Linked DNA regions of Homo sapiens: regions 1, 2, 3 and 4 are each linked to region 5. The links are chromatin loops, found by intact Hi-C in ENCODE. Cell type or tissue: endothelial cell of umbilical vein. All regions are shown on one strand. Each heading gives the region's core, and the rest is flanking DNA. Links, peaks and the distances in the headings are about the cores only.

Region 1 (6,421 bases), core at 591-5,590, 1.4 Mb after region 5:
ATCATAATTCAATTAGAAATTCTGTTCCTCAATTGCACCTTATGTCAACTGTTTAATGTCATATGTGCCTAGTGGCCACAATATTGGACAGCAGAACTCTGGAGTCTGGAAGGCACTTGAAATGTAATGTTATCGGAAGAAAAATAAACGCCATTAGTTCACAAGACAACACACTATGGCTTCCTAAATGGTTTCCCTGTTTTCTGTCTTTGAACATTCTGATCATATCAGTAAGACCAACCATATGACCAACAAGTTAAGCAATACAGACTATAATTTAAATCTTTTTATCAGTTTGTCTCAATTTAGTTTTCAACTTAGTGTCTAAGTTCTGACCCAGCCTGAGAGTTTTCATTACTGCACTGCCGCATGTTGCTTAGTCAACCCTGCAGGACTGGGTGTCATTTGGAAGGGGTGATATTCTCCCAGGGAACATTTAGAAACTTGCGGGGGCATTTTTACTGACTTGCTGACTTGAGTTTGCTATTGTCATTTAATGGGCAAGGAACAGAGATGCTAAATATCCTGTCAAGGATAGGAAAACCTTTTTTTTTTTTTTTTTTTTTTTTCAGTGGAGTCTTGCTCTGTCGCCAGGCTGGAGTGCTGGAGTGCAGTTGCATGATCTCCACTCACTGCAACCTCTGCCTCATGGGTTCAAGCGATTCTCCTGCCTCAGCCTCCCGAGTAGCTGGGACTGCAAGCACATGCCACCACGCCTGGCTAATTTTTGTAGAGACAGGGTTTCACCATGTTGGCCAGGATGGTCTCCATCTCTTGACCTTGTGATCTGCCCACCTCAGCCTCCCAAATGCTGGGATTACAGGTGTGAGCCACAGCGCCCGGCCCAAGAAGACATTTTCTAACCAAAATGCCAATAGTTGCTCCAGCTAAGAAATACGCGAGCTCTCCAGAAAAAGGAAAAAGAGCCAAGATGTGTACAGTTTGCTAATTTTCATGGTGTAAATTCTCGCATTATGGCTAATTTCAGGCAACCAACCTGAAATTTTTTAAAAATGGATATAAAGTATTTTTAAAAATTCCTTTTTTTGGTGTAAAATTAGGGCTCCTAATGCCAAAAAACATGTTTGAAAAATATATTATAGTCACTTTTACTTAAATCATTAAAAAGTTAGCATATATAACAAATTCATAGTAAAGATTAACTTTATCTGATAAGGGAACTGCGAGCTGGAAAAAAATTAAAAGTTGACTTTAGAATATTATTTAATGTTTTATTTTTTATGAAGAGATAAAGAGAGTACAATAATGTAATAGTTACGTGTGCATATATATATATACATTATGTGTGTATATATACAATTTTAACAAAAATTTAAAAGCACTGACAACTGTGATTCTATTTGAGAGGGAGACAGAAATTATAATCTCACATGGGAGTTGTATTATCCTTAGTTTACTTGTATCTACTTGAAGAAACAGGGAAAACATGCTTCCCATTGAAATACATATATTTTTCTATCCCAAACTGTCAATTTTGAACTTAAATATTTAACTTATAAATTACTATTTTATCCTATATTCTTTCTGAACCTTAAATCCCATATAAACTTTGAAAATATAAAATATCCAAATACCCTACATTGAAAGAACTTCTTAGTTGATTTAAGAAAATCATGTAACTTTGAAAAAATTTTTGTTTTAATACTTTGTATCCTTGTTGTCTAAAGATTTCAAACTTTTAAAAGGCCAGGTACATAGTTTCATGATTTTAACCTAAAATTGAAGTATAACTCTACATTTTTGCATTCATGGTAATATATAATGAAAAAGATTAATGAAAAACACTTGAAAAGGTAAAATTTCTGAATTTAATGAGAAACCAAGCCAACGTATATTTGGAAACTATTATCTCTGGATTAAATATAAGTTTATTGGATATTTATATCAATTTAGAAATACATACATGTATTGAAATACTAATAAACTGGCATAGAATTTTTTCTCTAAGAAATTACATCTCCCAAGTATGTATAAGGAGGCTGATATTTATTGCCAGTACTGTCATAATAAAACAAATGTGCTTTTCATTTTAGGGAAGCATTGTTATCAAGAAAAAAATAAACAGGGCTTATACTATGAAAAATACTTTCATAGAGAAACCAAAAACATGACATCATATCGCCCCCTATTGTTTATAATGGGGTATGCATCAGAAATAGTTTCCAAATTGTATACAAATAAATGGACATTTTGGTAACTAGTGGTGACTTTCAGAGTAGACACAAACATTAAAAAAAAAAAAAAGAAACTGGGTTCTTAAGAGGGCACTTCCAAAGAGTTTAAGATTTACAACTTGAATAATTTGCCCACTGAAAAGGAAAATTTCTAAGAGCTCCAGAAGATACAAAGTAAAACCCAATTGAGTGACAGTAACAGAAAATTTAATTTAATGTGTATTTTGAATTAATATGCTTAAATATTTTCTATCTTATGAAAATAATTACCCCAACAGACACCATACATGCCCATATAAAATGGGTATCATATAACATAACCCAAACATTCAAGCACCATATAAAAATACCCCAAAATACAATCTCTCCCAGAGGAAAGCAGGTGTGATAGACGGACTAGCCACATGATGGCAATATTTCACCATGTAGATGCAGATAAACCAGCATTTGAGAGTGAGAATCTCCTTGAGTTAAAGAAAGTGCTTAAAATATGAAGTAAATAAAGGTCTATCTTCTGAAGTAAATATTACCTAAACCCCTACCAACTATCTCCATTTTAGTATGAATCAATATGCCCTTTACAATTTTATTTGGTGGCTATGTTAATTTTCACATATAATCTACTCTACATGCAATGCATACATTATTTCAACCTTTTAAAACATTCTATTAAATTTAAATTTTCAATATGTGAGGAATATGATGACCCTCCCCCTCAGAACAGTTATGTATTATTGAATACTATGTTGCAGACCTGAGCTACCTCCCTAATCTATTCCAAACCTAAGGCCTCTCCCTCAATCAGTCCCCCAAACCCCTTCCTAGTAGGAGAACCCGACACACACCTTCTGGACTCCACAGCTGTTCCTGCCATCCAAATGGCAAATAGCCCTAGGGTTTGTGGGAATCTGATTATCCTTTAATGGAAATGCCTAGAGTGGGGAAATAAGACATTCTCATTCTCCTGACAGCTGGGCCCAAAGTGGCTTTCTAAGAGAATCTTCAATTGTCTATGATATTGATGACAATTAAACAATTGGGTCCACAACATTTGAAAGAACCAAGAGGTAATATTTGATTAATTACTGTGATAAAGATAAAAGCAAGTGACTATTTTTCTACCATGTAATATCTTCATGTTATATCTGTAACTTTATATGTAGTGAAAGTTAACTCATTTTCTGAAGTATTCTCATATATGCACTATTTATTCATTCACTGACTTATAAGGTGATAAGGGTGATAACTTCTCTACATATTAGCATACAATCCAGATCAAAGATGCTATCTTCTTAGAAATTAACTTATGTCATTGTATCATTCTGCGATCAGAGGGCAAGGTCTCAGCCCTCTCACATATGGGTACCCTGCATCATGAGGAAATTCATTCAAGACAAATTCTAAGTTCTTTTTACAAACCCACCACTACTGAAAGAGAAAGCCTCACACCACATTTCAAAAACTAACCAATAGCAATATTTTGGCTAAAAAAAAAACATGTTCCATCATTCAGAAATCAGTTGGAAAGCAATGAGTATAAAATACACACACACACACACACACACACACACACACAAATACATAAAATTAGGACTACATTACAGTTTGCATGACTAACGTTCAAGAGGACGTAATAATAAATATGCATTTCAAGGAAATCAGTTAGACATGAAAAATGATTAACCACATAACAAGTAACAGGTACTCTGAACATCATAGTCATATATATAGATGTGTGTGTTTGTGTGTGTGTATAAATATATATATTTGATATTACAGAGCAAAGATGAAAGAAAATATACTGAGTTATTCATAAACATTTTTGTACACTGATTCCACTTGTACTCAAGATCCCAAAACCTGTGCACCCCCAAAGCAGATGAAGCCGTTATAGTACAGAAATTCAAACTTGATAGAATACTGCTATATATATTTACAAAATAAAGATATATTTTCTTGTTTCACTGATGTTACAGAATATTTCTAAAAATACATTTATTTCATAAGAAAAAAATGTGTCATTAGAAATTTTCTTTTAATTTACAGCTAACCAAGAATTTTAGGATGCTTGATCAGTGTTGTTCCATAGATCAGTGATCTGAGGAATCATTAGTAACCGTAATTTACACGCAGGACGACTGAGATGTAAAAAAGCCAAGGAGTAAGTTGTGTCCTGCTGACTTGTTGTAGAGAGAAGAGGGGAAAAGGATTGTAAAAATTTTGTACAGGGGAATTTTGTTTCTTGGCAATAAGAAGCTCATACACACAAACATGGGTATTCTCATCCTTTACTAATAATATATATGGGTATAGAAATAATTATGGATTAAATTATTTCATTTACCATTTAACTGTAAAAGATGAAATGTTAATGACAAGTTACTAGCAAAGTATTTTATACTATTTATATCTTATAAAAATAGTTATTACTTGCATCTTTAATTTTATTCCACAGAACTTCTCTGAAATATCAAAACAAATGTTTTTGTCCTCATAGCACATTCTTCTTCCCACTAGGTGGCTCTGTTCTGAAAATTTCTCCTCTTAATTTTAAAATTATGAATATTTATAGTTTCTGTTTTTAATTGTATAGATACTTTTTATTAAACACACATTTACATTGTGCTAGGCACTTAACTAAATGCTTTATTAGTGTATCTAAAGAAAAAGCAAAAAAAAGTAAGTAAAAAATAATTTAAGTATTTATTTTAGTGTAATAAATATTAGCTACCTGTTCTTGGACACTTACATATCAGGGATCCGAACTTTTGCCCTAATTATAGATCTGTTAGGATAATTTCAGCTACATTTTACACAGAAGTCAGTTCAAAATGGCCTAAACAAAAAGGAAATTTGGGGCCTATATATTAGATAGTCTAGGGTTGAATAATCTGTCTGTTCTACTCTGTCATTAAGTACCAGCTCTTTTGGTGTCACCATTCTGCCATTAGCAGCTTCAGTTTAAGGCAGTTCCAAGCCGCATGGCTTTAAGATAGTTACCAGCACCAACCAAAGCCACATATTTTCTTGTTCCTAACTAGTTCAAGAGAAAGAAAACACCTCTGCCCTAACAACACACCAAAATTTCATTCTATTGGACTAACTTGGCCAATTTGGTTATATGCCCAGTAATGTCACCAGGGGAATGCAATGCACTGGCTGCCATATACCTAAGTTTCTGAAAACTGACAAGAGGAGCAGGAATTTCAGGATTTCCTGGGAACCCTCAAGTATCTCCTGTTGGATTTGGGGACAATTTGGTAAGTCGCATGACACCTACATGTATGTGAGGAATGCACAGATGTTGGGAAGTCAACCACAATCTCAACTCCCTCACTGAATAAATACACCATCCAACCTAAATTACTTAACATTCATACCTAATATTTACCATCCCAACTCTGAGTCAATATGTTTTTGTTTCGTTTTAAAAAGACTTCCCTTTGAAGTCTTTTGAGGGTTTGTTTTTTTCCGCAACAAAAAGTTACCTTCAACTCCTGAGCATACTTTTTTATAATATAGACATAGCTAAAATCCACATCCCTTTGAAAAAATGAACATGAAGAAAATATTTCACTTTCAAAGTAGCAAATATTCTTAGCTCTGGTATATGTGTACACTATGTATTTTTTGATACATAGCGTATACATACATTATGTACTTTCTGATAATTTAGACATAAAATCAATTACCTATTCTAGTTAAACTTTCTTGTGCCTTACCCTAGACTGTGTCGAATAAGGCTAGTTTCTAACAGTGCATTTAAAGATAATAAAGAGCCCACTTGAGGTAAACATGCATTTTGAGGGGCATTGTATACAGGGTTTGAGGTCCAACAGGTTCAGACATTTGCATGTAATGAACACTGGTCATGCTGTTTTAATTTTTTTTATTCTTCCATTGCATCTACTATTTCTTCACATAATATTTGCCTCAAAAATAGTTAACTAAAGTTTTTAAATCAAATATTTACTTATCACAGTCATGATTACACTTAGAGCAGATTCATATTCTAATTACATTTTTTTCAGTTGTTTTAGATTTATTTCATTATGCAAATTTAAGATCAAGATGATGCTGATCACTTCACAAAAGAAAAAATGCTATACAAATTATTTTAAAAAGAGAAGGATGCTTATTCTACAAATTAAATTACTTACTCTGCTGAATTATCAAAGAACTCCTATTTTCTAATCCCCAGTGAGAGTGATTTTTAATTTTTTACC
Region 2 (6,421 bases), core at 866-5,865, 870 kb before region 5:
TCAGTGCATAAAGGCTGGCCCTATGGAAGTGGTAGGAGGAATGAGGTTCATTGTTGAGGAGAAATGTCTTTTGAAAGGGAAATGACATAATGGCTTTTACCCCTAGCTCATATTAGAATTACTCGATACCCAGGCCCCACCCCCAGTGATTTATGTGATTACTGTTTAAAGGAAGGAGAACATGGATGAGGAATGAGGCCCTCAATACAAAACTTCCCTATTTACATTTTTCCTTAGAGCCATCTTTGGAGGAAAGGTGGGATCAGATTATTCCCTTTTATTAGTGTTTTCTCAGATATTGTAAGGCTACCCCATTGATGTAAAAACTATGTTTACTGTTACAGGGAAGAACATTTGAAAGCAATTTTTACTTGTACATTTTATTGTATTGTATGTTAGAAAAATATGGCCGGGCAAGGTGGCTCAAGCCTGTAATCCCAACACTTTGGGAGGCCGAGGCGGGCGGATCACGAGGTCAGGAAATTGAGACCATCCTGGCTAACATGGTGAAACCCCATCTGTACTAAAAATACAAAAAAATTAGTTGTGTGTGGTGGCGGGCACCTGTAGTCCCAGCTACTTGGGAGGCTGAGGCAGGAAAATGGCGTGAACCCAGGAGGCGGAGCTTGCAGTGAGCCGAGATCGCACCACTGCACCACTGCACTCCAGCCTGGGCAACAGAGTGGGACTCCGTCTCAAAATAAATAAATAAATAAATAAAAAATATATATATACACCAAAGTCGTGATTTCATGGCAATGATATAGTTTTTAAACAACTAAGTTCATTTATGCAAAAATATAAGCCAACTGGCATACACATATTAGGTAAATTACAGTAGAGGTGGTACACAGATATGACAAGAATCAAGACGGTATGCAAGACTTTAGGCTGGTAAACACTGGTAGAAGTTGTTTTATCAAATCTTTCTGAAAGAGGTGAGAAATTCAGAGCAATTCTGAGATGAGAAAGAGGTGCAATTCAGAGCAGTGCTTTCAAACACTGGACTGAAAAATATGTGGGGCTGGCTGAGAGCTTGTGGAAAATAGAGATTCTAGGTTCCTGCCTAGAGACTTCAGCTCAGGAGATCTATGAAAGATATCCGGTCACTCTGTTGCAATCAGGTGTGGGAACCTTGCAGATGGGAGTCATACTTCCTTGGGCTCGAAGACCAGTAGTTCTTGGTAATTAAACTTATTTTAAATATTTGCTGTCTGTGAAGTCTTTTAACTGTTGTTGATTGTTGCAGTATGGCTTTGAAAACTTCTAATTTTTAAACTGGGCCTCTGGGTCTCAAAACTGGGTTCATGTGTGTAAATTAAAATACACACAAGTGAGCACACTATATCCCGGCCAAATACACATTTTAATTTGATTTAACCAATAAAACAAACGGGAATGAATTATACCATTAGGCTCAACAGGGCTGCCAGAGCAAACCAACAGCGTGATGCAGACCAGGCATGGGAGTCATAAAGTGCACGCTTCTAGTGGAATGGAAGATGCTCGAGTGGGAGCTGTTTCATGGCAAATTAATGTTTACTCGGTGAGTTTCAGAGGAATCATTGTGAGACAGCTGGAAGAAAGGCCCTGTATGGGAGGACTCTGAGATGGAAACCCTGTGTTGGGGCCTCAAGAATCCTGTGAGAAGGTGACTTAGAGACTTAGAGGGGAGTGGGTGAGAAGGAGGTGAGAAACCAGAAAGCTGAAATCATGGATAAAAGAGAAATAGGAAACTGTTAGCACCTGATAAAATCCTTTTCCTGAATGACAGCAAATGGTTATTCCTGAGGGGGGAAAAAAAAGCAAAATATTATCCCAGAGGGAATTAGAAAGCAGAATAAGTTCTTGATGGAAAGCAAAAAGGTCAAATATAGGCTGGGTGCCCCAGTGGTTCATGCCTGTAATCTCAGCACTTTGGGAGGCCAGGGCGGGTGGATCACCTGAGGTCAGGAGTTTGAGGCCAGCTGGACCAATATGGTGAAACACCATTTCTACAAAAATACAAAAATTAGCCAGGTGTGCTGGTGGGTGCCTGTAGTCCCAGCTACTCGGGAGGCTGAGACAGGGAATTGCTTGAACCTGTGAGGCGGAGGTTGCAGTGAGCTGAGATCACGCCACTGCACTCTAGCCTGGGCGACAGAGTGGGAATCCTCTAAAAAAAAAAAAAAAAAAAACTCAAGTACAGATCTATATAGTTACAGGTTAATATCTTAAATTTTTGGAGGCAGGCCTTACTTAGTTCAATGACTGTTTTATAGTCTGACTTGGTAGGTGTTAGGTTATATGCCCTGATTTGAGAGTCAGAAAAAAATGGTGATAGCATCTGGGGTGTGAAGCCCAAGGTGGCCCCCAGATAGTCCTGGTTGGTGTAACATGGCATGTGAATTGCAGAACTTCAGAATTGCAGGGCAAGGGTTGTGGGATCCAGGGATCCCACAAGGCAAAGGGGACAACTGCCCCAGGCCAGGCTGCTCAGCAGGGCTTCCGGCAGCACTAGCCACTGTTTTTCACCTGCTTTCAGTTAAAAAGTCCTTGCCACAGATTCCTAGTCAAATCCTAATTGTCCTCTCTCCCTCTGATGGAAAATTTTCACCATGTTGAGGAAGGTTGGGACAAAGCTTAGTTTTCTCTCTTTTTTCTTTTCTTTTCTTTCTTTTTTCTTTTCTTTTTTTTTTTGAGACTGAGTCTCACTCTGTCACCCAGACTGGAGTGCAGTGGCAAGATCTTGGCTCACGGCAACCTCGGCCTCCCAGATTCAAGAGATCCTCCTTCCTCAGCCTCCTGAGTAGCTGAGATTACAGGTGCAAGCCACAACGCCTGGCTAATTTTTGTATTTTTAGTAGAGACAGGGTTTCAGTTTAACTCTGTTTCCTTTCCTTCTCTGTTTCTTCATAGGCGTATATATTTTTCTGGCTTGTTTAAATCTAGTTTCAGTGTGTCAGTCCCCTTTTTCTGTTGTTCCTATGGAGATTGAAGTCACAGGATTTTGGGTGCAATTGTAAAAGACATTGGTTTTATGATACCTTGGTTATATGTGGGATAATTTTACAAACTAATTTGAATTTTTTGACAGAAAATAAGAGTTTAGCACAGTCTCCCCACTAGGTGTCACCCTTGATCCAATGAAACCTGGCTAGTGACATAAGAAGCACATCTATAAAATATACCTTTATTACCTTGGTTCTATAAACATGAATAACAAAATATCCCCACTTCTGTGTTCTTAAGTCCTTTCCTGGTGATATCTGTCATAAAAGGCGACCATAGATCAGTTCTCTGGAGGACTAATTTCTATCACAGAAGGTGACATGCCACTCCTTCAACGACGCAGGCCAGCGGCCAGAGGAGAAGCCTCCTCAATTCACCGATTGCTTTTTATGACACAGGACCCCGCCCCTTCGGAGATCACATTGGACTCTCCTGTGATTAGAGCCAGTGTTTACAAAACGCCCTATTTCTGCTTGCTGCTTTCTGAAGTGCTGTGTCCTAGTCTTTCCAGGCAGCACTTTTCCCGCCTCCACCTGTCTGCGCTCCTGGGCATGCGCCGCGGGCAGAGCTGCCACTTCCCACCTTATGGAGCAGCGGGCCCACGGGTGACGTTCAGGAAACTCGCAGCCCGGGAGGCTGCCCCGTCGCCCATAGAGCAGCGCCGGGGCGATGCAGGCCAAATCGCAGCTAGCTATTATTAATATTTCGAATTTCAGAATTTGGAATTATTTAGATCGGCTACAAGTATTGGCTAAGTTCTATTTGTTTCCCTTTGCACTGCCTTTAGAGATAAAAATGGACATACAATTTTGAGTTAACAGGAAAGCAACTGATTTGATCAATCTGATTCAGAAATATTGTCTGGGGTTCTAAATAAAAATATATTTTATTACTGTTTTAAAATTTTTCTTTCTTCAAAATATAAGGAATTCACTTTCAGAAAAGAAATGGGGCACTAATAATAAGTGTTTATATAGCACTTTCCAGTTCAGGAGGTTGCTCAAATCCATTATCTCCTGTTATTTTCAGCACAGCTGTGGGAGATGGGTATTATTGCTACCATGCCACTGACTGGGCCTAGACCTGTACCATCCCATGCCCGTCCAGCTGAAATTTTAATCAAGACCTCATGACCCCAGAAGCTGTAATAGCCATTAAGCCAGTGATTCTTAACCAGGGTGTGCGTCAGTATTTCCTGGTGACCTTTTCAACATATGTACGGCCAGATCTACCCTGGACCTCCTTTGTCAGAATCTCCTGGCTGATACTGGATTCTTTCAATAAAGAAACACATAGCCTAGCATCAAGACAAGGTAAATACTTAAGGTGATGGATATCCCAATTCCCCTGATGTGATTATATGACTATAAAGTTACCACATGTACCATGAAAAGGTACAGCTATTATGTATCAATACAAATTAGAAAATAGAGATGCCCCTTTAGGTATAAATATCACGTCAGGTATGGGGACAAATAAATGTTTTAGGAAGAAACAAAGCAGAGTGAGGGGGTGGAGAGTGACAGGTGGTGCTGTTTTAGAAAGCGCCTGTTAAGGAAGGCTACACTCTCTGCGAAGGGACATTTGGACTCAGACCATAGTGAAGAGGAGCAGTAAATATCGTGGATGTGGGTGGGAAGGGGGTTCCAGCAGAGGTAACAGCAGATGCAAAGTCCCTGAGGCAGGAGCGTGCTTGGTGTGTGGAGGAACAGCGAGGAGACCAGTGTGGCTAGAGTGGGGCTGGTGAAGGGGAAGTACTAGAGACAGGTCAGGAGGGCAGCCTGGAGCCAGATATTAGTCCTTCACCTGGTGCTGTACAACCTTTAAAACAGGCGCAGGTACTCCTTTAAAACAGGGGCAGTGCTTTTTTCCCCCCTCTACCTTGCTAAACAATGAGCAAGAAAAACATGGAAGATAAAAGCACAGCTAAAATACAGTCTTGATGAGCTGCCACCATTGCAATCACCATGAAGCTGTAGTTCAGGGCTGTTAGGGAGACTGAGAAGAGTGAAAATGGTTAGTGGTGAATGAGTAGCTGCTAATTTGATAATCACCGTGAATCCGAGTGAAACAGATTTGTTCCCCTCACTGTCTACAATTTACTTTTATTTGTGATTGAATTGTAATTTCCATTTAAAATCATTATAAGGAAACAATACGTTCCCATCACACTCACTTAAGTACCATCCTGGAGGTTTTAGTTTTGCTTTAACATTAAATCTGGCCATGCTGTCTTTCATTCCTACCATCAGGGCTTTCCCTTAAGCAGATGCTGTTCTTTTTCTTGTGTGTATAACATGGGAACAAACCACACATGCCTGGAGAAATGATGATCCTGTTTCATTTTTAGATAACTGCAGATTGGTTAGTTTTGAAATTTTCTCTCAAGAGAGATAAATGTCTTTCCTAATTTTTTAGGAAAAATGCCCCTTCCATATAGATATAACTTTAAAAATATTTATTAAGGCAGGAATAGAGTGCCATATCCACAAAGTTTAAATCCAGTACTGTAGTGGATCGTAAACAATTAAACAACTTACCATGATGAGTATAGTTGCATTACACAGTGTAATTTATTTTCCAGATTGATTATTTTAACTACGATATGGGAAATAAAATGTGCTATGATTGGTCACTTGTTTGTCAGCTGGAATAGTCAGATTAAAGAGGGCCCCAAAAGAGAAATGCAGGTAACTTTGTCTGTCATAGCACAGTCACAGAGCTCACACTCTGAGTGGTTGAAACATAAAGGTAGGTAATGACTTCAGAAAACAGGTATCTTCTCAGGCCTCAGCATACTGTTGTAAGAAGCAGAGGGTGAAATGAGATGCAAAGTGTGATATATAAATGTGCACAATGTGATATAAAATTTAAAAAAAATGTATATTTAGACAGGGTCTCATTCTGTCACCAAGGCTGGAGTGCAGTGATGTGATCTCGGCTCACTGCAGCCTTCATCTCCCAGGCTCAAGTGGTCCTCCCTCCACAGCCTCCCGAGTAGCTGGGACTATGGGCATGCACAACCACGCCTGGCTAATTTTTGCATTTTTTTGTAGAGACGGGGTTTCACCATGTTGCCCAGGCTTGTCTCGATCTCCTGGGGTCAAGCAATCCACCTGCCTTGGCCTCCCAAAATTCTGGGACCACAGGTGTGACCCACTGTGCCCAGCCAGACCTTACGTTTGTTGAAACAAAATCATCTGTTTACCTACGCATTATATAATATATAGAATGATATACTTGCAATATTGCCAGTAGTATTTCTTTAATAGAGGATGGTTGAATTTTTATTTGGTCACTTATCTATACTTTTTAAGATAAACACATACTTATATAATTTTAAAAATGTGTACCATAGAGTTTATATACTTTTATAATGAAGAAAAAGCACCAATAAAAGTTTTTTTTTTTTTTTTAAATGGCATGTTTG
Region 3 (6,421 bases), core at 409-5,408, 690 kb after region 5:
TTTCTAAGGCAGGGTGTGTGGTACCCTTAGGCCTGGACTAGTCCTAGATGCAAACTCAAGAGCCCAAGGCCAAGGGGATGTGGGGAAGATGGCAGGAAAGTTAGAAGTCCATGTTCCCTTAATTGTCTTGTTGTTTATTTTATCCAAGTACCCCAGTGAATAGGGGAAAAATAAACACAGTGAAAAAAAAAATCAAACAGTGGAGTCTTCTTTAGTGCCAGTCCTTGTGGTTGAATAAAAAGGATGGTCCGCTTTCTATTGAGCTGAGAAATCTTTGAAGTGGGAGTTATTATCTGAGACATTCCTGCTTGTCGTCCTAACAACGCTGATGAAACGTAAAAGGTTCTTTGTCAGCGATTTGTTCTCCTCTCTGTCAAACTCCCTCTGCCCCGTTAGTTTCAAACCGTTTCTAAAGAGATAAAAATCAAACTTCTTTTAAAACAATATCCACACACTGCATCAATACATAACTTTAGGTCTAAGTCTTGCTAAGGGATAAACAAAAGCAATGCCTAGACATCAGGGTCAGGGCCTGGTCTGGTGAAGTATGCAGAAGTTGGGGGGCCCTCGGGACAAGCTTTGGGACATGAGGAAAAGAATGCAGAGAGGGTGCAAGCAGAATACATACCCTAAGTCCATAATTGTGTTTCTGCTTCTTTCTGCTCTGGTTTGCATTCAATCAGCCCAAGTTGGGTCACATAGATGGGTTTCCTTTGGGTACCCCTCAGGCTCCTAATATTCTTGCCCAGGATCCTTGGAACTTAAGAATGCAGCCAAGCAATTGTTAATATCTCCTGCTCCTTCAAAGCCACCTCTGCTAAAAATAGACCCATTGTGTGTTTCTTCTCACTAGCAGCAATCAACAAGCCCTTTCTGCCGTTAATAAGAAGGAGAATAGCTGAAGGAGAGAGATATTTTATTAATTTCCTGTTTCCTTCAGAATCTTGGCAATTGAAGTTTAGAAGGTTTGGTCTACAACACAGTGATCGAAAATGCATGTAAATGCCCATCCTTCCCTTCATTCACGTGTGAAGTTGTTCATTTTATATTGTGCCCAGCAAAGAAACTTTCACCCAGTTCAGGTTTCCCCAAAACTCCTGTGGTGGTTTTAAAGGTGGTTTAAATAAATAAGGATGTGCTGGTCCCCCTACTCTGTGTGTGCTGAATAAATGGCTTGTAAAGAAGTTTTTCCAAGCTGTAACCCATGCTGTTATTATAGTTGCTGCAAAATGTTCTTCCTGATATTGATTTTATTTGTTAACTGAAGGTCTCCATATGTTTGTTTATATTGCTAATTTATGAGAAAATGTAATAATTGCAATGAATGTGAATTATACAGACAGGCAAACATTTTGTAATCATAATTCACATATACACAAAAGCCTGGCTGAAATCTTTAGACTATTTGTACCCTCTCTACCCACACTGTTTGTGATTTATCATCTGTCTCTTTAGTGTCAGTTAAATTATGAACTAACTTGAAAATAAAAGTTGTTTGACTGAAAGTGATTGTTGAATGAACAACAAAGTTGAAAGCCATGGCTTGATCTTGTAAATATATAAATGTAAATGATATTAAATCTGTGATTCCTTTTCCCTCCAAAGGCTTTTGTGTACATGGCGCTGCATTTGGCTATTTTCTTTGGAAATAAATAATGTGATGTTTCTCTTCCTCTTTTGAATCCTGGTGTCCTGTTATTGTTTCTTCATCCTGGACGAGATTCGAGGCCCTCCAGAAGCCTCCAATTCTCTCCTCAGTCTTTCTTCACCGCTTCACACAAATATCTCTGGGGGCCTAGTCTCAGGACAGCAAAATGGAGGGACCCCCTAAAGCAGCCATTGTGAGAAAGACTTCTCTCATCTCAATTTCACCCTAATGGCACTGACATCATCAACCAATTTATTAATACTTTATAGAATGGAAAAAGTTGAAAGGATCCTCTCAGTGTCTGCCAGGAAAGGCTACCTTTCTACATTTCCAGCTCAGAGCAACGTCAAATAACCACCCCTGAATTCCCAGAGAAAAGTCCAATAGCTGGTGGGAATCAAAACAAGGAAAGAAAAAGACAGGACAGTTCGGCTGTAAGACCTGAGTAAGCGCTGGTGGAGTGTCTGAGGCACAGTTGGCCGCAGAGATCTTCCTAGCTGGACCCTGCCCCCTCTGGGAGAAGTGATTGCTCAGACCTCAAGGCTCCATTCAGATACCTGCGCGAAGGCCTATGCCTGAAGACTGGGAGGCTACAGCCCACATGACACTTCCCTGGGCCCCGATTGAGATATCTGGTGAGTTTTAGCATCCGATGCACGCACACTCTTATCTGGCCCAGCCACTGGGAGACTTATTTCAAATGAATCACCAGAGCCATCTTCCCTCCTCCACTGCGTGGTCACTGGACCTCTAGATACCCGCATACATTGTTGCCTCTGCACCTACTGCTCAGGAGCCACCTCAGTGAGCAGTTCGCCTGACACTTTTTTTTTTTTTTAACTCCTGAGGAGTTGGTTCCCGTGGGCTTGGTTGGAGCAAGGGGCTGGATGGAGTGGGAAGACAACGACTCCTGGGGTGGGAATGCTGGGTCTCCTTAGATAACACACTAGAGACTCAACTCGTAGGGCAAGGGCTGCAGTCCTGGGTAAAACGTTGGGAGAAAGGATCCCGGCGCGCGAGAGACGCGCAGGTGTGATAAAGGAGGCCATGAGGGGAAACCAAGACATGTCCCTGAGAAAGGAGGTCCCTGGGCATTAACACTGGAGTTAGCGCCCCCTCCCGTTCATTTCGCGAAAGGGCCCCCTTCCTCCGTCTCGCGGACAGGTTAGAGGGGCCTCTCCTCGACCCGGCCTCTTTGAGAAACAGCACTCATTAAAGCTCTTTAACCGACTGAGCATTGTGGTGAGGAGCAGGTGGGGATTAGGAATGAACTCGAGACTTCCAGTCAAGGCTTTTCTGGGGCTCGGAGCTCTCCGCTCAATCCTGCTGCCTGGAGTCTTCACAGCTGTGCCTGCCCATGGCTCCAGAGAGGATACCAGCCCTTCTACCGACACCTTCCCATTCCCCCAGGAAAGCCTTGCACGAGAGGGCGCCCAGGAGTTGAGGCCTAAATCATTCCCTAGAATGCAGAGAAAAGACAGGGTGCCCGGGAGACTCCGCTGTCCTTGACATTCCGCGAAAGAGTTTTGGAGAAGCAAAGGCCTGTCTTTGAACCTTCCAAGTTCTAATTGCGAGGCAGTAGAAGAGGAAAGAGAAAGTGCTCTTAGACACCTCAGTGCCCCAGCCACTAGGAGAGGTGAGATTTCCTTTGAGTCATTATTGTTTGGCAGAGTTGAATAGTGTAACCTTTGACAGAGGGTTGAATTTACTGGTCCCCAAGTGCCCTTGGCTAGCCTCACCCTAGAATTATCTCATTTGCTTTCTGGGGAAGTTACCCGCCTCCAACCCTGAACTGACAATGCTCAGGGAAGCTTGGGGGCGCTTTAGTCGGCTAATGATCCCTACACCTCATCCTGCTCTTTTATTCGCTATTCCTAATTAGAGCACCAGGTAGAAACTGTGCTGGCCTGGTGAAAAGATCTTGGATAAGAGGAGGCAGTCTGCCCTCTTGTACACCTACTGTCCCTGTGCCCCTGGATACATGATGAAACGTCTCTGTGCTTCAGTTCCTTCATCTGTAAAATGAAATTAAAATGAACCTCCTTTGCAAGTTTGTTTTGAGTGTTAAATAAGATAATCCTTTAAACATTTAGAATGTACTTGCTAGTGCTAGTTGTTATTACTATTACTTATCTTGGTATTCTGTCTTTCAGAAACATTCCCCTAGCTCCTCACTGAATCAGGTGAATATTTTCAGTCCCTAGCAGAAACTGTGGCGCCCTCAGGAGCCCTAAACTCCATAGCAGCGTGCACCTCCTTCAGGCAATCCGAAGAATAGCTGAGAGCCCCAATGTCACTTTGTTCTCTGAGACTAACTCTCTGAGAAGTTTATTCTCTGAGAGTTCCAGAGCCCAGGGCACCCGGGCACTGAGACAAAAACGTAAATTAGTTTTTAAAGGCACAAGAAAAATTAGAGAGAATTGAGTTTATTTTGGTGAGGAACGAAGCTGAAGAAACCAATTGCCTTAATGTCGCCCCATGACTTGTTAAGACTGGCATTTCAGTAAACACAATGGCTCAGTCTGCCTTGTGTCAATTTATTTTATCATAAGCCTCTGCGGTTTGGGCTTTTCAAGTCTTGGGTGTGTAAGGTGGGAAAATGCGAGTTGAGAGAGGGGGCAGGCAGCTAGGGGGCTGAGGACAGGGTGTTTGGGCAAAAGTCACAAAAAAGTACATTTTTCCCAAGAAGGCATCAGGACATTTTTCACAATCATGATTTTTTTTCTTACTAAATCCTCATTTCAGAAAAATTAATAACATCTTGATCAACAAGTGACTGAAGATCCCAAAATTACGTACTTCACCAACTTCATTTCTAGGCATCAGGATAGGTTTGCCTTTTCACCCAAATATCTCCAATGAGAAAAACAAGCGGGAGATTCCTAGGAATGTTTTGGAGCTCAGAACCCAAAGTCATTCAGGAAAAACAGAAATTCAGTAGACATTTTGAGGAGGTTTTGAGTTTTGTCCCTGAATTGTCCAAATTGCCCAGTGGCTTTGCAAACATCCAAAGCAACTGCATGGATAAGAAGAGAAAGAAAAAAAGTACCTTAGGGCATGGGTACAGGTCAATCTAGTGTAAATGTGACCATGAGGATGCACTTTGAAACTTGTCCTGCCTTCTTCCCCACCCCCCCCTCATTTAGAGCCAGTGTAGACTACGTGAGCCAAAATGCAGGGAAAGCAATTCAAAACAAGGTGAGCAAAGCTGTACATGATCCTGAACTTGAACAGCCTTGGGAAATGTCTGCAGAGAGAATAAAGCAAAATTTAAAAATTACCTATCATCATAGCTGTGACATGTAGTTGTAGAATTGCAAAAATAAGAAAAAATAATCCACCAATAACAACATTAGATGATGTATATAGGCTATCAGAAGGATGATTTGGTTTTCCCTTGTCTATGACTGAAGGCTGGCCCATGTAAGACAGGATTAGCCACATGAGAATAGTATTCTTTGCCAAAAACTAAAGAGAAACTACTGACACCTCAAGGTCCTTGATTTGTGTCATTGCAAGGTCTTACTTAGGGTTTAACAGAGGCCTCTAGCTTTTGAACTCATTAATGTATTCATTAATCCTTTAAAGAGTACACCCAGCATCTCGGTGAAAAATGTTTTTCCTAAAATGTTCATATTTCTAAGCCATGAAAAATAGGCATCTTCCCCCAAAAGATTTGCTTGTTTATTTCCTCTGAGAGAAGTGAGTTGCCTGATGCACATAAGCTGTTCCTCATCACACTTTAGCCATTTTCACCTGATAAAATTGTTTCAAACATACCACAAAATTTTCCCTACATTTCCTGCCACTGCATTTAGTGAGTAAGAAATTTATAGTGAAATGTTTTCTATTGCCCCCAAGGCTGGCAAACTTTCTTTTATAAAAAAAAATAAAATAAAAACCTGTTGTAGAAAAACAGCCTTTTTAAAAGTGTGAATTATCATTTCATTGTAAAAAGTAAAAAAAAAAAAAAAAAAAAAAAGGAATGGTAATCCAACTTCCGGAAACTGTTGTGAATTATTTCACCAGACCCTTTTAAAAGGGGATTAGCAGGGCTTTGGGAGCAAAATCCTTCTGTTTTATTGAATCTCTGATTTTATGTTATAATTGCAAGCTGTAAAGACTCTGGAATTAGTATGCAGGCACTGTCAGGACCGATGCAGGTGCTATTCTAACGGTTCAGCTTTTTAATTAAGAAAAGAGGTAAGAAAATCGAATCATAAAAACACTTTTGTGAGAGCTGAGAACATTGCGGCAACTGCATGAATAAAGCCTTTATACCTTCCCCTGACAGGTCAGCTACTGAGGCTCTGACTTACGACCTTTTCAGGGCCAGACAATAGTTAACAGCTTTCTCACCTTGTCCCCACAGAACCTTTTCTTCTAGGACGGATCTTATGGAAATTGCCTTAATAGCTTCACTTTCACAAAAGATATTGCAGTTAGAATGGATAGAATGGATACATATCCATACTGAAATGCCTGCTCTTCAGTCCCAACTACAGATCTCTTGTTCTCTGGATCCCTTCTCATGGGTGGGGGAGGGTGGTGTCTAGGAGGCACAGAAAGTAGATGAGGGAATAAAATCTGCCCTGAAATAGGCATACAGGGGCACACAGACCCAAGACCAAAATGAACACCCCCACCCCTCCATTCCTGAGAAAATGAAACAGAAAAAAATTCAAAACAACAACAAAAAACAACAACAAAAACAAATCTAAAAAAACACCCAAGTCCTGGGATGCAGGTTGTTCTGGGCTTTTCTGAAGTGGG
Region 4 (6,421 bases), core at 680-5,679, 130 kb after region 5:
GAACTTGTTTGGACTGGTTTTCTCCCTTGTTTTAAGGGGAAGGGAGGGAGAGTAAGTGAAGAGGGGAAAGGTTGTGCTTCTAGCAAGCATGACTAGATTCCAGAATTGTTTCTGTAACTAGAGAGAGAATATGCTTGCAGGTATTCCAGGCTATAGTTCTCTCAAAGATCTTCCCACATGGCTTGCTTAGCTTTTACTTTCATTTTGTATTAAACAAAAAGTCATTTGAGGGCTATTTAATGCTCTGGTTTGCGTTTTCCAATACCAGATAAAAGTTAAACAGATGAACCATTTGGGGGGTAAGGATTGGGAAATCCACGGCTGCTAAAATGCTTTAAAGTTTCAAAATGGTTTTGTTTTTTTAAACCCATTTTCCATGTTCCAGCAGCTGTGGGTTTTCCCAGGGCTCCCCCTGTGGCTCAAAAGGGAGCTGCTTAATGCTTAACAGATGAGCCAATTGAGTTTTTAAATGCAAAATTAAACTTAAAGTGCACAAAGAGCACAGGGGAATCCACAGCCAAGAATAGACTGGAGGAGGAGAGTGAGCTGCGAGCATAGGGCTGTGGGGAGACACAGACTCATCTACTGCAACCAGCAGCGACTGGGGGGATGGTACAGGCAAGTTTATCTTTTTACCATTCCTCCAACAGGCTGCCGTTATACTCCATAGTACCAAAAGTTTTCTTTGTAACTGCTGGTTTTATATATATTTATATGTGTCTGTTTTTAAGAGCGAAAAAGAGAAAGAAGAAAGGAAGGAAGGAAGGAAGGAAGGAAGGAAGGAAGGAAGGAAGGAAGGAAGGAAGGAAGGAAGGAAAGAAAGAAAGAAAGAAAGAAAGAAAGAAAGAAAGAAAGAGAAAAAAGAAAGGAAAGGAAGGAAAGAAAGAAAGAAAAGAAAGATCAGCTCTGTAAAACAGGAGGACAAACATGTTTTGCTCTCCACCAGGTTTGTTCTGCCAGTGATAGTGAGAGAATTTGGTCCCCTCAGGATTATTTTTCCGCTCAGGTTCCTAGGTGCCTTGCTTCCTATGTCGCAGACACCCTTACCAGATCTGGATTCTCAGAACCTTCTACTTTGAACATGAGGAGCTGCGATGATTGTAAACTTTGGTTGAAACACCATTTGCCAAATCACTGGATAAACTGTTTTGTCATTCGTCTGAATATTTGAACATAAAAAAAAAAAAACTGGATTTTTACTTTTTTTTTTTGAGACAAGAGTCTAGCTCTGTCGCTAGGCTGGAGTGCAGTGGCGCGATCTCGGTTCACTGCAACCTCTGCCTCCTAGGTTCAAGTGATTCTCCTGCCTTAGCTTCCTGAGCAGCTGCCCACCTTGGCCTCCAAAAGTGCTGGGATTACAGGCGTGAGCCACTGTGCCTGCCTAAAGCACCAGATTTTGATGCCTAAAAAAAAGTTTCAGATTAACATTTTGGCCAACTTCGTGACAAGTCTCTGAGTAAAAACCAATCATTCTAACACCTTTAAAAATAAAACCTCCCGTCGGGCGCGGTGGCTTACGCCTGTAATCCCAGCACTTTGGGAGGCCGAGGAGGGTGGATCACTTGAGGTCAGGAGTTCGAGACCAGCCTGGCCAACATGGGGAAACCCCACTTCTACTGAAAATAGAAAAATTAGCCGGGCATGGTGGCACATGCCTGTAATCTCAGCTACTTGGCAGGCTGAGACAGGAGAATCGCTTGAACCCGGAAGGCGGAGGTTGCAGTGAGCAAAGATCGTGCCATTGCACTCCAGCCTGGGCAATAAGAGCGAGACTCTGTCTCAAAAAAATAATAATAAATAAAAATAAAGCCTCCATTTTAATTGTGCAAGTGCTTTATGTATACAGGGGCTCCCAACATCATCAAGAGTAAAATATCATTGGTGCAATTTCTTTCATTGAAGATGACAAAAATAACTGTTGAATTCCAAATCATGGAAATCTGTTTGAAAGCCAATTTCATTATTTCAATACGTTTTTCATAGCAATATGTACATTGACATTCCAGAATGGGATACAGCCCAGCTCATCAGACTCACACGGTCTCTCAGATTTTTAGACAATACGTTCTGGAAACATAAATATCTTAGCATTTGAAGGGATATGTCAGTTGTTGTCTATTGCTTTCAAGAAAGTGCTGAGAAATGATAATTCCCATGCAAAATTTCTATTACCTAGATTTTGCATTCATACTAGGCTTTTAAACTTTGCAAACATTGAAAATTCTTTAATTGCTCACTTTTGGGGAAATATATATATTTTTGAACAGAGTCTTTCTCGGTCCCCCAGTCTGGAGGGCAGTGGTGTGATCATGGCTCACTGCAACCTCCACCTTTCTGGCTGAAGCCATCCTCCCACCTCAGCCTTTCCAGTAGCTAGGACTACAGGTGTTCATCACCATGCCCAGCTAATTTTTGTGTGTGTCATTTTTGGAAAAGATGGGGTTTCTCCATGTTGCCCAGGCTGGTCTCTAGGTTTTGGGCTAAAGTGAACTGCCCACCTCGGCCTTCCAGTGCGTTGGGATTACAGGTGTGAGCCACTGCTCCTGGCCTGGAGAAATAATTTTAATAGATAGTAACCAAAAATTATATCCATATGCCAGTAGAAATGTCTTTATTAGGATTCATTAAGAAGAAGATGCTAGAAAGCTTCTAGTTCAGATTTGATTTTGTGGGGGGTTCAGAAAAAGATAACCCAAAGTACAGCACTTTGACATACCAACTACTTAGAACTAAAGCACATTGGAAGGCCTCAGAAGCAGCATCAGGACTAATGTATGCCTCTGACCTTCTCCTGCCCTCCTGTTTCTTGCCCCTCATTCTTCCCTGAAGTGAGTCACAGAAACCAGAATTCCTCTTCCAAGTGAGTCATAGAAACTAGAACTCTTTTTCCCCAAACCAAGCCGTAAAACCTAGAATTATTACCCTAACTTTCCTCTGCCTTTTTGTGTAAAATCTTGTCCATAAGAAATTATATGACCTAATTTGTCTCAAAGAAGATGAGAAGAACCTTATTCTGGAAGGAGTCCTGCCCTATATCCAGGAGGAAAAAATGCCACAACAGACAGGCCAAGTAGAATCCAAACAGACAAGCCTTGCTGGCTTTTCCCACTCAGTATATTTCTGTTAGATCATTTCTCTCTTTGTTCAATCATATTTTTATATGACTGTTCACTCATCATTGAATCTAAGCATAAAAATGGACAGTTTTCCCTTGGGAGACTGGGCTTCATTTCTGAAGGCTCTCATGACTCATAAGACTTTGATTAAATAAATGTGTTACGCTTTTCTCTCATTAACCTGTCTTTTGTGATAGGAGGGTCAGCTGTGATTATTATGATGGGGAGGAAAGATATCATACCTTTTCTGGCCCTACAACATGTTATCAAGTCCAGCAATGATTTGTAAAGTCGCAAGGTCAAATAAGGTTAAAAAAGTACACACGCACATACACATAGGTGTATCTGTATGTACACACACACAAACACACACACACACATATCTAAAGTTACCTATTCAACTACAAATTATATTCCTTAGGGATTTTTACCTCTTTCAGTTCTCCAAGTAAATCTTTTTTTTTCTTTCTTTTTTTTTTTTTTTGAGACTGAGTTTTACTCTTGTTGACCAGGCTGGAGTGCATTGGTGTGATCTCGGCTCACTGCAACCTTCGCCTCCCGGGTTCAAGTTATTGTCCTGCCTCAGTCTCCAGAGTAGCTAGGATTACAGGCACCCACCACCATGCCTGGCTAATTTTTTGTATTTTTAATAGAGACAGGGTCTCATCATGTTGGCCAGGCTGGTCTCAAACTCCTTACCTCAGGTGATCCACCTGCCTTGGCCTCTCAAAATGCAGGGATTACAGGAGTGAGCCACTGTGCCTCATCAGTTCTCCAAGTAAATCTTATTTTTAGTTTTAACTATCATGGCCCTCTCCCATCCTCCCTCAAACAAAACAAAACAAGCACACAACCCAATAAATAAACAAACAAACAAACAAACTATAAAACAGATCATTTTCATTTGGATGTAGTCTTCACCTTCATCCTGATAATTGTCAACTCTTAATTATTTCATGGAACAATTATTTTACCTTAATTGCTTAAATTTATAGTTGATTGTGAAATGATAGGTTGGAGATGAACATTCCTACTGTGCATTTGTGACTGCATATGCAGAGCCTTGTACCTCTTAGCTAATCAAATTCTCTTGAGTCATTGACTAGATCCAGCATTGTCAGTTTGCCTAAAGGAAAGATGCTGATGAGGTTAGGCTCCTTCGAAAGCAATCATATGGTTAATTGCATTAGTGTGAACCTAGCCTTTGTGATTAAAGCCTAGGACTTTCGTTTAGGTAGAGCAGGGCTTCCATGCTTGAAGGCACTCCTTGTCATATCTAGTACTCTCCAGGCCTTGAGGAAATATGCTGAGGCATCAATATATTTCCCTGAGGAGTTGCCATGTTTGGGAGATCATTCAATCATTAGACCATATTCAAAGAAACAGGTTAATTTGAATATGTAAACACTAGATCACATATTCATATATATGCAATCTCTTTGAAAAGATCATCATCAGAATGCAGATTTAAATAAACAAGAACATACTCAAAACTTGACATATTATGTACTTGAATTTAATGTGCATCAGTGCTTGCCCAAAGGATTTTATACCTGTCATCTAATGATGCCTGTATACTGCTACTGGTATGCTTTTCATAGATGTACATTAAAAAGACTCACTGCTCTGTTTTTGAATAAAATCCTATGGCTCATATTTTCACAATTCCAAATGTAGTTATTGCTCATAAAATTTGGTTGGCAACATTTAGGCCACATTTATATACACACACACATCACACATACACACACATATATGCAGGCACACATATACACATGTATATATATGTGTGTGTAAATATGTACATAGATTAAATTTAGTACATAAAACATTTCAAAACTTGTTTTTAAGCTTTAAAAAAATTACATAGAATTAAAATCATTATTCTTTCCCTCTCCAGTGAAATATTGACTTCAGAGTTCACTTTTTATAAAGAAATTCTAAATCATTAAGCAAGTAGAGTACTATCCTTATTTTTTTAAATTACCCAACATACTTTTGGAGTTTTCGCAAGTGGAGGCTAGAATGCATTGATGCATAAAGAAACAGCTATCTATGTCCCAGTAATTCAAATCCAACACCATTTTGGCTAGATACATACTCATGGGAGTAACCAAGGGTAATTGATGATAAGTTCGAATTACTTGCATCTTATTCATCTTAAAATCAATCCCATAAGCTGTTATTACCCTATAGGCAATAATATCATTCTGTCAATTGTGAAAACAACGAAGTTTTATTAATCTTACTGTATTTACTGCTCCTCTATAACCTCATAAAAACTGGCTCCTGTGTATATAAAGCATTTAAGAAACCCTACTTCCTTGGAAATAGATGCAATCAATAAGATTTACCATTTTAAGAAATATTAATGTAAAAAGGGGGTCATAGGATGGTCTATTCTCATCATTTTACATTGTTCTCCAAACAGTTGCCTTCATTTTCAGGGTGAATCTCTGAATGTTAATAGCAGATGCATCACGTGCAGAAGCTGGGAGCATGCAAGCCATGTTAGGCACATAGATTCTGTACAAGGAAAAATGTTACACAAAGCATATTGGATCAGGGGCTTGATTTCAGAAATGGAATCTTTCCTTTCTATTTTAGACCTGTCTGACTCAGTATTACATACCACTATAAAAATTTGCTCATAAAAAGATTAAATATTAAAATTGAATGCAAAGTAATAGAAAAACAAAACCTCTATTCCCCAATGCAAAAATCAAATATGCAAATATGAAAATGAGGGGACTCTGCTTTTTTCCCCCTTATACAACTGATTAAATTGTCACTGCTGGAGATTACATGGGGTTTTATTCCCTTTACAGCCATATTCAATTGGACAGATAGAAAATTATATTGCCACAGACGAGACCCACCACTTGGGTACACTGTGCTTCCAGTTGTTGCAGAGGTCTTTTCCAAAACTTTGCAGCTACCCTTTAAAAAAAGAAAAGTATTAGATGTGGTCATTCATGACACACTAGATTTTTTCTAAAGTCCTTTCCAACTTGGAGATTTCAGGACAAAAACTACTCCTTTTACTTCTACGTATTAGCCTACAGCTTACTTCCCATGTAACAAAACCTTCACCAACACATCCCCTTTTTTTATATATATCTTATAAATGTATGTATGCGCAAATATATGTATGTGCATATATATATCTATATATCTATATATATATATATATATATATATATATCTCAGAGGCTTTTTTCTTTTTGTGTTTATACTCTATTTCCTAATTTGTGACTTTATTTCCTGGCTCAGCAGTTCTAACACAGAACCTCCCCCACCCCAAC
Region 5 (6,421 bases), core at 905-5,904:
AATTTACATGATTTTTAAAAGTCCTTTGTTTTCCCATATTTACCATCATAAACAAATTTGAAGATTTATTTTAGATCATAAATAACAACATAGAATATCTCCTGCAAAAAATGTAAGAAAGGAATTTCATGATTTTACCAAGTGTGATTGGCTGATAAGCTATTTAATGAAATAAAAGTAGTATGCTTCTGAAATTGATAGAGAAGTAATACTTCATTCCTTGCATGCTTGTAATTTGGATGACATTTTGAAGCATGTGCTCAAGTTGTACAAACAAAAGCACACAGCAGAGCCAAACATGGTTTCAAAGACACCAATATAGCTAACTGTCTGCTGAGTAATTTGTGACATTTTCACACATTTCCTTTCAGTGATATCACAAAAGTAGTCACAAGTGTGTATCATGGATTAAATGATTCTCTGCCTTACTATATACCTGACCACAATCCCCAAGGCAAAACAATATTTTGGGATACTGATAGCTGTATTTTCTTTGTAAGCTGAAATATTAACAAAGACCTAGAGTTTCCTAAAAGAAATATTAGGAGCATTTTGATAAAAAGGCTCATTCCAATTAAACCTGGGTTGAAATGTATTTCTTTCCAGTCTGCCATTTTTATCTCATATGACTGTAAAATTCTAAAATTATTGATGCTGTGTTTTATAGTTTAACAAGTGAATTACTTAGCAGTCAAAAAAAGACTATACAAGTTTTATATGGGTCTTCAGATAATTATCTAAAACAGTTTCTTATTAAATAAGACTTCATGTGCTTTATGAAAAACTGGAATGTGTAGTGTCATAATATTATAAATTAAGAGCAAATGTAATTTAAAGAGGAGCTTCACTGAAGCTTCTAGGAGAAATAAAGATCATACCTCTTCTTGACAGCTGTGATTCTGTTTTTACAGACGTTGTTAATGTTGAACCCTCTCTGATGCAGAGTATGTTCTTACTGTAGCCAATGTTCTGCAAACCATGTGCTTCTAGCTCAGTGGAGAAATTAACCACATTCTAATGTGACTTCAATGTTCTATGACATGTGATAAATCCGTGTTCTGAAAGAGCATTTCTGGTTAAATTAGCATAAATCCTCAAAGATTATTGACAATTGGGTTGCTATCAAGCATATATTCTTCTTTTTTTCCTGGATTGACTTTGCTCTTTCTTAAATATAGAACATTTAATAAACATTTGTGGAAACAAAAAAATGTTAAGTAATTTTTTTACAGCATTTTGACCTTTTCATCTTCCAGTTCTAACTGGGAAATGTGGCATTTTCAGAAAAACTATTGCTAAAGCTTGGCTTCTCATTTTCTACAATATATAAAAACTCAAAAGATTGTAATTACATATTCTCTACACTATTTGGTGTTAAGTTTTACTATACTCCTCTGCTAGTAAGTTTTTTTTCTTTTTCCTTATTAAATACCTGCATTATTCTGTTTGGGTTTTCCCCCTCACTAATTAGTTTTTGGTAATGTAGAGTTGTATTTTAAAGACCTGAAAACAAATCGTAAATAAGGTACATTTATTAACAACAGAGTCCCTGGTTAAGATTCTCTAAAACAGCAGAAAGAAAGCTAAAACTATTTTTTGTTCTCTTTTTACCAGTAGGTGTCACTACTGGGACTAAAAGGTAGTGATCTCAAGCCATCTAACAGAATTTAATTTTAAGATCAAGAATTACCTGTATGATCCAAAGGTAATTTACTGAGCCATGCTAACCAAACCACCCTGTGAAAAGTTACTTGGTCAAATTTATCTCAAAATCTCAACTAAACATTTGAAATACACATTTGAAATGTGAAATGACCCTACTAACAATATGCTGGCAAGGGACCCTGAGATATCAGATATTACAGCAAAAAATAACTCATGGAATTTTTGAAAGATATAAGAGAATAAATGTAATTTGAATAGTATTTCGGTATGATCAGATTTCAAAAATATTGGATATAAAAATGTTGTAAAACAAGAGGATTAGGGTTTTGCCTTTTGAAAAGTTTCAAGATTGCATGTAGTGTTACCATAATATTCCACACTTGAACAAAGACATTTATGGAGTCAGGTTTTCTTTTTTCAAAGAGAAAAGTCCCTGAGCTTCCTTATATAGAGACATCATAAGTATCTTCATCCTAGGAAATATTAAATAACTTTCAACTTCTCGTGGAAAAATTAAATCTTTACTTTTTTTCCCCCAAAAGTGACTTCACAAAGCAGTGAAGCTATTTTCAGCCTAATTTCATGAAAATATAGTGCAATGATATTTTCAGGTTAAATATCACTTGAGGGGACTATATTTTGTTCACATTTCCTAGGAAATCTTAGCAGTAAACTTTCGCTTTTTGATTAATCAAAATATTTCATGGGCACTTTAGTTTCATCTAAAGATTTTATTTCAGTTTTTAGTTGGTTGTGGGAGATATATGGATATGTGTGTGAACAGTGTGCCTCCCCAACAAACAATGTCAAGAAATACAATTTCATATCAAAATAGTTTTAAATCTTAAACTTGAATGGGAGCGTTATGTACAAAGAAAAAAAAGATTACCTGTTATTTCTTTGTTGAATAATCTTAAAACATCTCTTTGAGTCCAAGCAGCTCATACATCAGAGCTTGAGGGTCCTTTTATTACCTGAGAATAAGCAGTTAGATATGACAGCTTCAAAAGTGTGAATGCCATTATTCAATGTTTTATACAGTATATTCATTGGTCATCCATCTGGTGTGCAACTTTCCAATAAAAAAAAGCCGAAAGTCATTCTCCTGCTTGTTTTTCCAGGGCAGTTCCGCAAGGACAACTGCACAGAGACAGATTCGCCAGTAGAGGCCTCTCTAGATTTGCCTTCTGATTACAAACTCAGAATGTGCCTTGAATCTGCTGCAGTTAACACAACTACTTGAAAAGATTCTTGTTGCATAGGGAAAAAGATCACTCTTTAATGCCCTTTTAAGTTCCATGATGTTGATTAATGTTGCCCTTTACATTAATGATGTTTCAAGTAAAAGAAAACAAATTTAAAATGGATAAATTCTATTGAGGATGCATTAATTAGACAGAGACTTTGCCATATGCTGTGGCTGGAGGGCTTGCTGGCCTTTCTCTTGTAGTTACCTGTGTAAAATCCACCCTATCCTCTACATGAATGCCCAAGCTGAATAGCCATTTGAATGAAGGCTTTAGTTTGATTCGCCATACAAGGGGTACTGTGTCACTGTGTTTTCTTTCTAGGAGTCACTAAGTGATTTCTATATCTGTTGTCATGGTGATATAGCAAAGCAGGGGAAAATGGGGGCAACTTCAGGCTTTCTCCTCACCCTCTGGACTAAGATGTTGTTAGCAAGCCTATAAAACATTGGGCTTTATCTGGGCCTTCTTTTTGTTCTCTGATTGTCAATAAAACTCATTTTAAGGGTAACAAGGACATCTAAATGTCATCTGTCACAGTGTTAGAGAGATTAAGTTTGTTTAGGGACTTGTGCTGGACAAAGGCCACTATTTGTTTCGCAGATACAAAGCAGTGTTGGCTATCACCACTCTTGATTTAGAAGGAGGCCCAGAGACCATCGAGGAAATATCATCTCAGTTGCAGGTGTCTTGACATGACAGCATTAAAAAGACAGAAAAATAGTTATGGTTTTGAATGGGAATCTGCAGTTCTGTTTCTCACACCCCTTTGTAGATTTCTCAAACCTAAAGTCTTCTCCTAGACTAGATGGAAGAATTTTGAGTTCAATTTCTGAGGGCTTCAGGCCTGTGTAAAAACATGACATACGCATGATGGTCTCTGAATGAATGATAAAAGAGAGAAAAGAGGTTTTGCAAGGAAAATCCAACAATAATGTATACTGCATTAATTCAACATTTGCTCAATAATGAGGCTAAATGGAACGTACAGATTAATGAAGACATTGGTGTTATTAAAATCAAATCCTGTGGTTCGTATGCTTTTTTTTTAATAATGAACATTGTGGCTATTGGAGAGGAAGAACAGGATTTTTTCTATTAATTTGGCACACATCCCAGATCTCATTCAACCAGAACCTATCCCCTGCAAAATGCAGCCCATGGCCTTTATGTGCCTTATTCTTTCTATTTTATATGTGTTAATTTGAGTGAAAAAATATTTTCTCTCTATAAAAATATTTCTAAAGTGAATCTGGAGCCTAAGTAATAATTCAATAACATTAAACTAGGATGCTTTTTCTAACATAAAGAGGGATTGGAAATATACAAAATTACATGCATATAATGTGGTGCTCACATCACATCTGCCTGCACTATGTAAATTGATGCAGCTTTCTTGGGACTTCTAGAATCTGAGTACATCAATGCATCTCAAATACTATATTATAGAAAATATTCATGGTAGCGAGGGCCACTATGTTGAAACATAGATGAACTATTATAAATGTTGAGCAATGGGAGAATCTTTGTTTACCTTTTATTATGTCTCTATAATTTGGATATTTATGAAATATGATGAAAACAGAGTAGTATGGTTCATTTTACTATATCCCTGTGGGCACAACCCCACATATAACACACTTATGTGTACAACAAACACATCACCTGGACCAGAGTTGACATTAGGAATGACAATGATAAACTCCCTCATGATCACGACTCTGTGGAGAAAGAAAATATACACTTATATACGCTTATATAGTAAACTTGAGTGTTCTTAATTCAAGCTCTCTCAAAGCAACTTGAAAATCTGATTTTAATCGTGCTGAAAGAGATCTGGGTGTACAGCCATAAATGCTTTATATATCAACTATTGGATGGATTCCATATTAGTTGTAAATTTGGTAGTTAATGATGAAGAAGCTAAACTCATAAAGACTAACATCAACATCTAGAACTAGACCTTGTAAAAAATAAAGTAGGAAGTTGCACAATCACATAGTTGTTAATATACCTGTCATACTAAACATGTGTAACTACGAAAAAGACTTACAGCTGGACTCCCTTTTTATAAAATTCCTGAAGCAATTACCACCAAGCTCAGTTTGATTTCTTTTTTAGATAGAAAAATTTATTCTACACAAACTATTGAAAGCAAATACAGTATTGAGATGCTATTACATCAATATTATGGGCCTAGATGACTTTTGTTTAGTATCTTAATAGCTCAGTCATTTGTTATTCATTCAGCCACACACGGGACACCAGGGTGTTATGAAGGACAATACTCTTGGGGCATTTTGAGTTCAATTTTTGTTTCTCTACTTATGCAGAACATGTGTTGGCATCAGCCATGGTTACAACAGGGGAATCACAATATACAGTGAAGTTTTACCACGTTGCTCTGAGATAATTTTTCATTTTTCAAAACAATCATCAGAATAGCTGAAGTATACAGTTCTGGTGCTTTATTATTAAAGTTACTGGATATATGCTTTCTTTCTGCTTTTTAATCTCATTTCTTGTGGTTTTTCAGATGAGGCATTTTCTGAAAGAATAAAAAGCAAATTCCTAATAAAAAAGGGCATTAAGCTGCAAAATAGGCCAACAACATGAAATATTTGTTATTTATACTTATAGGTAAAACAAGTTGACTGAGAAAATAAATTGGATATGTCCACTCATCCCCAGAAATACACAGGACACAGCGCGAGCGCGCGCGCACGCGCGCGCACACACACACACACACACACACACACACACACACAGATTTATATACATAAAGCTTTACTAGTTTGTCTTCAAGAAGACATCAATGTTTTCTTAGAGCTTTTGTAGCTTCACAGTTCAGAGTAATTCTAATTAGAAAAGTTGAAGGAAATGGATACTACAGGGTATCATTCTTTTTCTAAATTTCTTGAGATGAAAATCCTCTAAGTGCCTTTAAGTAGCTATGCAATTTGAACAAATTATTTAATTCCTCTAGCCTCAGTTGTCTCTCAAGGAAAATAATAGGGATGGGATTAGATAACCTCTAAATCTTCTTGCACTTTAAAATGCAGTTAACAAATTCATAATAAGGTTTTCAGTTTTTAAAAAATGTTTAGTGTTTTGAAAGCAACTTTTTATTAAGAAAAAAACAGAATTGACAAGAGCTCTATGGTTAAGAATAATATTCAAAAAAAAAACAGATCTGTTTAAGATTTACTGTGCAAAATTAAGAATCCAGCAATTGTATTCTGTAAGTACTATAGTCTTTTCATTTCTAACAAATGCATAGCAAAAAAGTTCATCAAATTGGTTCTAAGTTAATTCATCAAAGCTACATATTATTCTGGATTTTTAACCATGCCTTTGCATTCAGGAAATAGTGAAACAACAAATGAAAACTTATTAATGAAATGAACTTTTTATAACAAAAAAAATGTTTGATGAATAATACGCTTACTTGATATGTCATTGTCACTTGAACCAAATGAAGCACTTGAGAATGTTTCCTTTCCTCCTGC

What was found. Peaks named below come from ENCODE experiments on the same cell type or tissue, not always from the same donor. Only the 100,000 strongest peaks of a DNase experiment are listed, where the experiment ranks them.
Region 1: it touches region 5 in a loop (16-fold over the local background); 4 of 110 quality-filtered maps call a loop at or near these places.
Region 2: a loop joins it to region 5, with 8 times the contacts of the local background. A loop is called at or near these places in 2 of 110 quality-filtered maps.
Region 3: a loop joins it to region 5, with 11 times the contacts of the local background. A loop is called at or near these places in 13 of 110 quality-filtered maps.
Region 4: it touches region 5 in a loop (2.7-fold over the local background); 11 of 110 quality-filtered maps call a loop at or near these places.

What each region holds. Positions count from the first base shown.
Region 1 is chr3:146,637,211-146,643,631 of GRCh38, reverse strand. No RefSeq gene overlaps it. Among named protein-coding and RNA genes, the nearest start is that of PLSCR5, 35 kb to the right of the region's middle. In endothelial cell of umbilical vein, for the core only: CTCF peaks have their summits at 2,585 (motif pointing right) and 4,706 (motif pointing right); DNase peaks (open chromatin) are centred at 2,141 and 2,591.
Region 2 is chr3:148,944,148-148,950,568 of GRCh38, reverse strand. The region is part of intron 2 of LOC107986045 (a long non-coding RNA gene); the gene reads right to left. Among named protein-coding and RNA genes, the nearest start is that of GYG1, 44 kb to the left of the region's middle. In endothelial cell of umbilical vein, for the core only: a CTCF peak has its summit at 3,118 (motif pointing right); a DNase peak (open chromatin) is centred at 3,128.
Region 3 is chr3:147,381,307-147,387,727 of GRCh38, reverse strand. It overlaps ZIC4 (Zic family zinc finger 4), which reads left to right. Exons shown (of 5, transcript NM_032153.6): 5 at 1-1,682. ZIC4-AS1 (ZIC4 antisense RNA 1) reads right to left here and starts at 866. Exons shown (of 2, transcript NR_046703.1): 1 at 629-866; 2 at 1-409. In endothelial cell of umbilical vein, for the core only: CTCF peaks have their summits at 2,781 (motif pointing left) and 3,920; no DNase peak of the experiment used is centred there; H3K27me3 peaks cover 4,590 bases.
Region 4 is chr3:147,940,194-147,946,614 of GRCh38, reverse strand. LOC124909496 (a long non-coding RNA gene) reads right to left here. Exons shown (of 2, transcript XR_007096280.1): 2 at 5,912-6,056. Among named protein-coding and RNA genes, the nearest start is that of LINC02032, 130 kb to the left of the region's middle. In endothelial cell of umbilical vein, for the core only: no CTCF peak of the experiment used is centred there; a DNase peak (open chromatin) is centred at 2,844; H3K27ac peaks cover 1,287 bases.
Region 5 is chr3:148,072,715-148,079,135 of GRCh38, reverse strand. LINC02032 (long intergenic non-protein coding RNA 2032) reads right to left here and starts at 977. Exons shown (of 2, transcript NR_134937.1): 1 at 879-977. In endothelial cell of umbilical vein, for the core only: CTCF peaks have their summits at 1,618 (motif pointing right) and 2,826 (motif pointing right); DNase peaks (open chromatin) are centred at 1,645 and 2,845.